2 separate regions of the Mus musculus genome follow, and region 2 is linked to region 1. Evidence: chromatin loops called from intact Hi-C (ENCODE). Cell type or tissue: left cerebral cortex. All regions are shown on one strand. Links, peaks and the distances in the headings refer to the core of each region. The heading gives the core; the rest is flanking DNA.

Region 1 (5,385 bases), core at 233-5,232:
AAACAATGAGGGGTCAAGCTCAACACAAGGTTGAGAAATAGAATGGGGGCAGGTTGTACGGGACTTTTCTTCTTCTCTGGACACAACTGAGTTGACATTACAAACATAAAAGTTAAAACCAATGTTCATGGGAGAAATCTAGGTGAAAATCTCCCTCGCTCACAGCCCATTGCTCATACAATCATGGATGATTTTCTGCATCAATCAGCTGTTTTGCCCTGTCTGAGTGAGCCAAGTCCAGTGACCAGAGACAATATGATAAAAGTCTCAGAGGCATAAAAATAATCAAGAATGGCTAAGTAACATCAGGAATGTTCATCTGAGGCAACTTATTGCTAAATTCAGGTGACTGTACTCCACGCTCCTGATGTCATCTTCCTGAACAAAATACAAGCAGGCATATATTCAAGGAAGTAGTGTTGCACCGATTCTGTTTAGCCCCAAAGACAATGGCAGGCCAAGGCTGAAAGTAACTCACCCTGATATGGATGACCATTAAAATGTGGAAGGACTGGAAGCTGCTGCTTTGCAAACTCCCTATTTCCATAGCCCAAGTTGAGATTTTCTACATCAGAGTTTTCTGTACAGTAGAAACGCCACGGGTCAGGTTGGAAAAGAAGGAACCTTGGAACACCTCCTTGTGCTTTTTTCTTTTTTACACAAGACCCACATTTTTGTGCATCACCTACATTTTCTTAAGAGCCAACTCTCCTATCCAACCATAGGTTAATTCTTAAAATGTGCCCAGCACTAACTCTTCTGTTCACCAGTCCTCATCCATATGGCATTTAGTTTCATACTCTGTTAGATGACAGAACGGAGCCCTCTGAAAATGAGACTTGTCTGGCTTCTTTAATATACATTTGGGCTAATATCTGGTCCCCTAATTAATCTCCCTATGACTGACAGAAACTGATAACAAGCTCATTTGCCCACAGAATTACATGTTTATCAGGGTTCTCTTCAAAACAAAAGGCATCCACAGAGTTTTAGATTTGCATTTCGGTGGAAGCAGAGGACTGTAGTTTTAAAAGGCATTTATTTTTTATGTACATAAATCCAGTAGCAGAAAAGACCTTGGGCTGAATGAAAAGGGTTTCTTGGAGATGCATACACAGAAATGGTCATCCCCTCATTGCTCAAGAAAGAGGACTGTTCAGGAGAAATGCACAAATATATCCTGGGACGAATAGCTCCACTTCTGAAATGAAATGGATCATTCTCCTTGCCTGAGCCTAATGCTTAATGTGGAAGAGATATTAACCTTGGAACCCATGGACCTCTGAGTATCAGGACTCATTCTGCTTCTTGTTTATACACCATGGATATTTCTTCAGGTAATTGAAGCTAGTTGCTCATCAGCCTGAAAAATTACTGGGTGAGGAAAATGCTCTGTGTTATTGTGTAAAGTTATTATGAACTAAAGCACAACTGATACCACACCCCACCCATATGATAATCAGCTGTACATGTCACACACTGAACTCCAAACACTGACCCATAGAAATTTCTATTGCCTCTTCTTCTTTGGTGCCTACTGTAGAACCTGTTGTATAATAGGAACTTGATACATGTTTGCTGAATTGACTTCCATTGAATTGAATAAGTAACTTGCAAGGTCTAAGGAGGTGACAAAAGAATCTACATTTTACACCATCACCATTGCCTTGCTCACAGCTGACATGAGGAATTATGTGGTAAATGGCAAGCAAATGAATAAACAAATTGAAAGACCTGAAGAGATGATTCTTATCATCGCTCAACACACTTTGGAATCGCCTGGAGTATTTAAAAATAAATCTCTGGGACACTGCCCCACAGAATGATTTAAATGTTTTCCCAGGATATTCTAATAATATACAATAAAGGTTGAGAACCAGTGGCTTTGAATAATAGGAAGGTATCTCCCTGCACTAACCCCGTTTTTTTGTTGTTGTTGTTTCCTCTAACCAAATGGGGTTTAATCTTCCTGTGTAGGACAAATTGTCCTGAAAAGCCTGACATGGAAGAGTGATGTTGCTAGTGCTTTTTAAACACCATCAAGAAGTAGTTTCCTGCACTGTTAGCCCTCCACAGCCATCATCACCCTGGCAGACACCTGACCCTGTTTTCCCCATGTAAGTAAACACCCTAGACAAAATCAATCACCATGCGGGTTCTCGGGCTGCCACCTGGTGGCCACTCTGCAGTGACAGATAGTACAGCTTCCTTCAGACAAGCTCTCAGAATATATGCAAAGCCCAGGCATGTCATTTCTGACGTTTTAGAAAAATGAATAATCTCTGAGGAAGAGAATATTCCAAGTGCTGTAGGAATGAGTGGCAGGCTGATGATTTATCTATCCCCAAAGGACGGAAAATGACAATGGTCAGAAAAAGGCAGGGAACTCAAGGACAAAGTACAGATTCTGCAAGATCCATTCCTAAATCTTCAGCTCCTTGAGAAAAATGATATAAGATGCATCACACCGTCCTCAGTGAAATTCCCATATGGGAAGATAGTAGCTAGAGGAGTTGGTTGTCTTGGTCAATGTAGCATGGCACCACCAGGAAAACTGAGGCAGGAAGATTTCTGTGATTTCAAGTCTAGCCTGGGAAGCATAATGAGTTCAAAGCCAACTTAGGCTACATACTAAAGCTCTGTCTCAAGAAGGAGGAGGGAAAGAGGAGGGAGGAGAGGGAAGAGAAGGAAGGGGGGAGGGAAACTGCATAGCAAGCAAGATGTGGTTGGTGGTGTGCACCAATAGTCCCTGCATTGGAGACACTAAGGTAGGAGAATTGTGAATCCGGCTCTGCACTTAAGGCTCGCAAACAAACCAATAAATAACTGGGAAAGAAGTTCGACGCTTAACTTTTTAAACAGGTATCTTCAGAAAATGAGATTTCATTTTTTCAAGACAGGGATTGCATGTGTGCATACAGGAAACAAAACACACATGGATGTGAGCAGGCGCACACCCTTTCTACACACTTCATAATAAGAGGTAATGAGATGATAGTAACCTTATTTCTTCATGAAGAAAATAGGCTGTGATGCTATGAATGTTTTCCTCAGAGACCGAATTAATATCTTCATTTCCAAGTCTTGGCCAAACTGCTGCGATGAATACTTAAGACTCCGTGGAAAAGGAATCTGGATGCTAAATATGAAGTGTGGGTTGCACACTTCACACCAGCCTGCTTTTTCAGGGTTTTAAATGTGTGGAGAGCTGCAAGAACTGTAACTGTGGCCAGACAGACCCTGGCTCGGGTGCTAACTCCACCACCATGAGCTGTGAAATGTTATAGAATCTCCTCCAACTACTCCCAAAGCTCCTGTTTCCTCATCTCCAAGTGTAAATGATAATCTCACCTCCTCAGGATTTTATGCTGTGAATGGAGGAAATTTACTCAGACAAAGGCAGAAACAGATAAATCTGGAATATTAACCGAGTAAATGGGGTTTTCCCTCACCCACATTATAATATTCCCAAAATCATAACTTAGCAACATGTTAACAGGTGGGGCAAAATTGATTTGATTGTACTCCATTTTGAATGCCATGGGTATTAAGACTGTGGTAGAGACAAATTATTCACAACATCATAAGTATGTGGAAAGAATTCACTGAGGAATGGATAAATGGGGAAGCTTGTTGACTGTCCAGTTCAGTCCTGACAATGGATTAAAACTATGTCACAACACAGGTTTAAAAAGTAAATTATTTTACCAACAGCAGCTCTTAATTATTTTTATATTTTTAATTAAAATCTCATAATCTCCCCCTTTTATTTTCTCCTTCCAGTTCCTCTGATGTACTTATCCTTGCTCCCTCTCAAAATGACAGCCTCTTATTTTATTGCTATTGTTACACACACACACACACACACACACACACACACACACACACACACCTAAATCTGTAAGTGCAAACTGGTCTATTTACTGTATGCAATTTGAGGTCTGACCACTTGGATAACCAATTACAAGGTTCCTCCTTGGAGCATACCTGCATTCGGCTATCAAGGACATATGGAAAGAAGAAGTAAATAAATAAAAATAACCTCTGCCTTCTGATTCCTGTCTTGTTCGTAATGAACTAACTACTATTTAGAAAGTCAAGTCAAACACAATAATGGACATCAGGAGCTCTGATACAGTAGAGATGCTCTCAGCCACTACTGGTGGAAGACATGACTTCAGGATCCAGGATTTCAAAACTACCCAAAGCAATCTCCCATCCAGACACTAGACCAGAAAACAAATGTTCTCTAGGAAATATATAAGCTTCCTGGGGGGGATTTTCTTTAAGTTGTTTGTCTGTTTCTGCCTCTGTGCACTAAGCCTGTTTTATTATTATTATCGTTACATTTTGTCTTCCTCCAACAGCCGCTGATTGAAGATGGGAGTGTGGCCATTGGTGTGTTGCCTGTGCTCCAGTGAACAGCCCCATGCCGGCACACATATGACAACATTAATAGGACTTAGTAAGTTATTAATAAAAAGAAAAAGAGGACATGAATCTGAAAAGGGGGCATGTTACCAAGTATACTGAGGAAATTTGAGGGGGGATGTAGGGTGGATAGAATCATACTTCAGTGTACATATGTGTCAAATTCTCCATGAATATTGCTTTAATTTTTTTAAAAAATATATGACTGAGGTCCCTGTTGACAGGACATCATGGAAGCAAGGAGACTAGAAACACAGGAGCAAAACTTACTAGAAGAAACTGTGACCTGTTTTAAGAGTCAAGCCTACCCCAAAATTCTGAAAGGCATTGGCACTAAAAACCCTAAGAGGAAACTCAAGGGAGGAGACATCGCTGCAGCTTATCTAGAGACAGTGGTGTCAGCAGCACAGGGCATGCTCAGTGCCTTAAGCTGCCGTGGAGGAACCTCTGAAAGTGTGCTTTGAGAGGCATGGGAGGACCACAGAATTCCTTAAAACGAAGGGTTTTCTCTGCCTCAACTCTAAACTTCTAGTACTGTTTGCCTAATTTAAGATGGTCCCCAGTATAGGACTGAGTGAGCTGGAGGAACCAGTAACACTACAAGAAGATCTACAGAGTCAACCAACCTGGGTCCAGGGCTCTCACAGAGATGGAGCCACCAACCAAAGAGCATGCAGAGTCTGGACCTTGGTCCCCTACACATTTGCAGCATATGTGCAGTTTGGTCTTCATGTGGGTCCCCTAACCAGTGTAGTGGAGGCTGTCTCTGACTCCATTGCCTGCCACTAGATCCCTTTCCCCTAACTAGACAGCCTGGCTGGGCCTCAGTGAGAAAGGAAAAGTTATGTTTAGTCCTGCTGTGAATGGATGTCTCAGATTGTGGTGCTACCTGGAGGGGGGTCTCCTTCTCTGAGAAGAAAAGGGGGGGGGTAATGGGAGGAGAGATTTTTTTAA
Region 2 (5,385 bases), core at 305-5,304, 210 kb before region 1:
AGCCATGAGCATGTGGAGAGAGGGGGGGAAGGGAGGAGAGGACAGAGCAAGAGAACAAGAGAGAGAGAGAGAGAGGAGTGGGTAAGCAGCCCCTTTTATAATGAGTCAAGCATACCTGGATACTGCTAGGTAATTGTGGGCAGAGCTTAGACAAAATGCTAACATCCTGAGCTTAGGGTGAACCTAACTTGTCCACACTATCTCTTGGGATATCTCTTCCACTCTCTCCAAACTTTGACACTCCTCACCTGCCATGCTATGTGAAATCTCCCTAAGAGACATTCCGGTTTGACTGAAACCAGAGATACAGATGGAGTTGGAGCTCCCATTTTAAAATTGGACCCATGGCAAACCAGGATGTCTGGTCATTCTCCTGTCCTTCAGTTTGCAGTGAGTCAAATCCACATACTCTGCATCCAGGACTCGAGTGCCCCTTCGTAAGAGACTGATCTGATGCTGCTGGCATTCCAAGGCTAAATACCGGCCCCCGATACCTGGTTGTCCTTGATGAGGAGATAATCAGGGACAAGGGGATCCTCAAGTACACCAAGTGATGCTATGTCACCGTGCTCCCAAGTCAACTGGCCAATAAAAGGGTAAAGCCTGTGATTGGGCAATAGATAGAGGCAAGCAGGTTTTCAGTTACCTAACTGGATGTCGCAGGTAGAGATAGGAAGAAGAAAAGACATGGAGGTGAAGGAGGCCACCATGAGAGGAGATGGGCTATGAGCACGTGGTCGAGAAAAACAGCAGGTAATAAGGGACATTATAGCTGGGAAGTCGTTAGCATAGTTCTAAAGCTATGGCCCAATATAGGCTTATGGCTGGTCAATAAAACACCTGAATTGTGTATCTCTTTTGCAGGCTAACTAGAATGCTTAATTCCTTCCACACCCCTCGATTCCAGTTCATCCACTTCTGCAATGTTCAGTTGAAACCATTTCAAGTTTTCAAATGGCTTTTAATCTTCCTTTATCCCGATTGCCAGCCTCTGCTCCTTCTCTGCTTCTGATGAGGTGATACCAGACAAAGGTTTAATTAATTAGCCACCAAAGCAAGGCGAGGATAGTTACGGACAGCTTTAAAGCTAGCCTAAGGAAATCAGTCGTCAGCATTCAGAAGCCTGTACAGCGGTGTGAAGAATAGGACAACATTTCCTTGGATGCATTTCTGAAACGGCATTTTCCATCTCCCTTGCCCTCCCTTTTAACTTAGAAATAATGTCTGTGTCTCAGCACCGCTTCCAGCCTTGTATTGTTCCAGTGCCTGAAGCTATTTGTACTCCAGCTGCTCCATTGCACTAAACTTTGTTTGCATAGTTCAGTTTTCACGTGAGTCAGCCTCAGGCAAATTTGGTCTCTTCCCTGAATTCTCAGCCCTAACTTCTGAAACTTCTTAGGGTACCATGGAGCCAGCCCCAGCAACTGTGAACAAGGAAACGTGCACATAGAAAAACCCAGAGAATGAAAAAAAAAAAAAAACCAAAAAACCTCACTCCAGCTTTGTAACAGCATGAAGATATTCTGCTAACATTTTTGCAATGTGCTGAAGCAACACATTTGAAAACCTCTCTTCTCCCCATGACCTCTACAACCAGGAATCTTCTCACTGGACCTATACCTTGGAAACCAAGCTCATTCCGAACTTGTATGAAAAATGGAGCTTTATCATACATATGCAAAAGTGGCAGTAGCTTTGGCCAGCACACTGTTAGCAGATGTTTTCCAAGAGAATTGATGGCAACCCAGGACCTTCACAATCTGGCCACAATCTGTTTTTCCAGATGCACCCTCCTACACCCCCATACATGTTAGGCACAGGCTTATGAAATGACTCTCCAAAACCCGCTGTGCCTTTTCATGCCTCCTCTCTTCGTTCACATGCTATTTTTATAGCCTAGAGGACCTAGTACATCACTCTGTTCTTCCTTGTCTGCTAATCAACCACTGAGCCATTTGTTGGCTTGCTTGGGTGGAGGTGGATTCTGATTTCAATGCCCTCCTACAGCCTTTCTGGAATCAATCAAGCAATTATTCATACCTTGATCCCTCAGCATGTTTGGCATGACTGTGTGCATCAGGCCCTTAGGCTACAGAGATTATAGCATTCTGGGTGCATCTGAGAGGCCTTAGAAGCAATAGTGTGGCAATAAACTAAAGTGTTAACACAGGAAACCAAAAGTTCCACATGAAATGCAAGCATTGCTATGTTGAGACTGACAGCTACTCAGGATCTCATGTATAGCAGAAATACATGACAAAATGTCTGTAGTTTGTGTAGGTGCTAGGTATAATGGGAACACAGATACCTGGCAGAGTACACTGGAAATGTACTACTGGGCTACCCAAGGAGAGGTGGAATTCAGCTTTGTTTGGAGTTTTTTGCTTTTTGTTTTCCTTTTAACCCTATGGTTAATTTTATTAGTTGGCACGTTTCTGGCTTTCCACCTCTTTTGCCCATTTTCTCCCAGTAGCTATAGACGTCTCCCATTCCATATCAGTTGGCATGTGCAATCCCTGCCAGATAGACATTGGTCTAGACTAGAGGAGGATGGAAGCACTTCTAAGAATCCTTCCTTGGGATGGCCATCATGAGTACAGGGAGAACTTGGGTTCTGAGTGTGAAAAGGAAAACCCAAAGCATACACCAGTGCTGATGGAATTAAGTACTGTTGCCATGGTAACATGGGCACACAGCAGACAAGAAGGAGCAAGTTCACCTCCCCCAAACTTCTTTCTTTCTCTCACTACACTAGCCCCCCAACCCTGGAGGAACCTAACAGAGAGCCTGTTGGCAAGGAGTCATTTAATTAGCAGAGTTCCAGTTCAGCTTCACAGTGTGACTAATGAAAGACTGGATTTGAACAGAGATGCAATAATCTAGACACAATGACTGCATTGTTTTCCCACTGGTTTCTTGGACGGTTATGCATTATATATGTGTGTGTGTGTATATGTATGTATGTATGTGGATAGATAGATAGATAGATAGATAGATAGATAGATAGATGTTCTGTAGTCTCTGGATATATAAATAAGTATGTCAATAAGGTAATGGGAACCAGTAGGCTGGGAAGGACTTTGGAGGCAACGCGTAGAATTATTCCACATCCTATTCCCAATGTTTTTCTCCACTTTTCATTTCCCTCAGTAGTAGGTCAGTGATCTGATATGTCTAGCAATACAGCTGCTAGCGATTTAGGCAATGTTTCTTGCTATCGATCTTAATCCCAGTATTTGTGAGACAATCTCTCCATCTATTTGCCTTTTCCCATTACATAGTGCTTCTGTATCTACTTCCCCCACAAGACTATGACCATCGAATATCTCAATTTGAGATGTTCTATCTTGTTTTTGTTTGCGCTAGGTTTGCTGTCTAAGTTCACTATGTGTTCACTCATATTCATGATAAAATATTTACTGAGCACATTGTGTATATGAAATTTATGATACCAAGCCAGGCATAACAAAAAATAATCTCAGTTGCTACCCTCAAGACACTCATAGTCTTACAGCAGAAATACATGATAAAATGTTTGCATTTTGTGTAGGTGGTAGGTATAATGGGAACATGGATAGCTGGCAGAGTACACTGGAAATGTACTACTGGCTACCCAGGGAGAGCAAATGAGGATTGCTAATGTAACATGCTTTAGAGACTAGGGGGACCTTCATTAAAGCTGCCAGTGGGAATGAAGATGGAAAGGCTTCTTGGATTTCAACCATAGCTACATAGGAAATTCACCCAGCTGCTCATAAAAACGTAAATACGTAGTTATCTTCAAAAACCTGTGGCAGAACACTGTCTTGGGGTTGAATCAGAGGCATTAGCATTTTTCAAGTGTCCCAGCTTATTCCAGTGTACAGTCTGTAGGTGGCTCAGCTGGTAAAGTGCCTGCCACTTTAGCATGAGGACCTGAATTTGGATGCCCAGCTCACGGGTAAAAAGCCAGGAATGGTAGCATATGCTTGTAATCTCAATAGTCTGAAAGCAATGATGGGTGGATCCCTGGGGCTTGCTAGGCAGCTAGGCTTGAATTACCAGGCACACTGAGGGAACAGAGAAGAGCAGCGAGGAATGACTCTTGGTGTCCCACTGTTTTTCTCCTTAATCCTCAATCCAGGATCCCAGCCTCTGAATATGTTGTTATTAACATTCAGGGTTGGTCTTCCTTCCATGTAAATCTCTTTGGAAATGTTCAGAGTTGTGTCTCCTAGGTAATTCCAAACTCAGTTAAGTTGACAATGGTAACTAATCATCATGACACCATGACAGGAGAAGGGGTTTAGGATTAGCCTCTAATTTCTGGACTTCGTAAGCACAGAAAGAGTACACATTGAGACAACGTTTCGTTCTAGCATTATACACTATTTATTATTTTAAATGTACTATGTAAACACCAGGTACACAATAAATGCTACAGGATGAAGTATACCTCTGATGTCATGCCTACTCAGAGGGGAAGATATTAAGGGGTGCTTTAAATAGATATTTCTACCAGCAAATGCTTCCTGAGGGTTTGATAGAAAACTGGTTGTGGTAGCTGTAAGCCAGCAATCTCCATAGGTGCAGATAATTCATAGAGAATTCAGATCTACTTTTAAAAGCTGCACAGTTTTTACCTACGACTACTACTTATATAGTGTTTTGAAATCCTGACTTGACATCATTAATAGATTTACTAGAAATTTTCTTTTTTTAAAATGACTTTTTATTAGATTTTTTTATTTATATTTCAAATGTTATTTTTTTCCCTATCCTCCCCCCAGAAATTCCCTACCCGACTCCTCCTGCTTCTATGAGGGTGTATCCCTACCCACACATTCACTCCTGCCTCCCTGCCCTAACATTCCCCTACACTGGGACATCAAGCCTTCATGGGACCAAGGGCCACTTCTCCCACTGATGCCCAACAAGGCTGTCCTCTACTACATGTACGGATGGAGCCATGGGTCCCTCCATGTGTACTCCTTGGTTGGTGGTTGAGACCCTGGGAGCTCTGGTTGGTTGATATGGTTGAAATATGTTCAGAGCATCCACCTCTGTATATGTCAGGTTCTGTCAGAGACTCTCAGGAGACAGCTATATCAGGCTCCTGTCAGCATGCACTTCTTAACAGCCACAGTAGTGTCTGAATTCGGTGACTGTATATGGGATGGATCCCCAGGTGGGGCAGTCTCTGGATGGCCTTTCCTTCAGTCTCTGCTCCACACTTTGTCTCCATATTTGCTCGAGTATTTTGTTACCCCTTTGTACTGGCTAGTTTTGTGTCAACTTGACACAGCTGGAGTTATCACAGAGAAAGGAGCTTCAGTTGAGGAAATGCCTCCATGAGATACAACTGTAAGGCATTTTCTCAATTAGTGATCAAGGGGGAAAGACCCC

Evidence for each region. Peaks named below come from ENCODE experiments on the same cell type or tissue, not always from the same donor. Only the 100,000 strongest peaks of a DNase experiment are listed, where the experiment ranks them.
Region 2: a loop joins it to region 1, with 5 times the contacts of the local background. A loop is called at or near these places in 2 of 42 quality-filtered maps.

What each region holds. Positions count from the first base shown.
Region 1 is chr15:60,094,121-60,099,505 of GRCm38, reverse strand. No RefSeq gene overlaps it. Among named protein-coding and RNA genes, the nearest start is that of Gm25875, 12 kb to the right of the region's middle. In left cerebral cortex, for the core only: a CTCF peak has its summit at 2,178 (motif pointing left); DNase peaks (open chromatin) are centred at 2,177 and 3,196.
Region 2 is chr15:60,306,523-60,311,907 of GRCm38, reverse strand. No RefSeq gene overlaps it. Among named protein-coding and RNA genes, the nearest start is that of Gm41331, 170 kb to the right of the region's middle. In left cerebral cortex, for the core only: no CTCF peak of the experiment used is centred there; DNase peaks (open chromatin) are centred at 1,780, 2,697, 3,622 and 3,835; H3K27ac peaks cover 665 bases.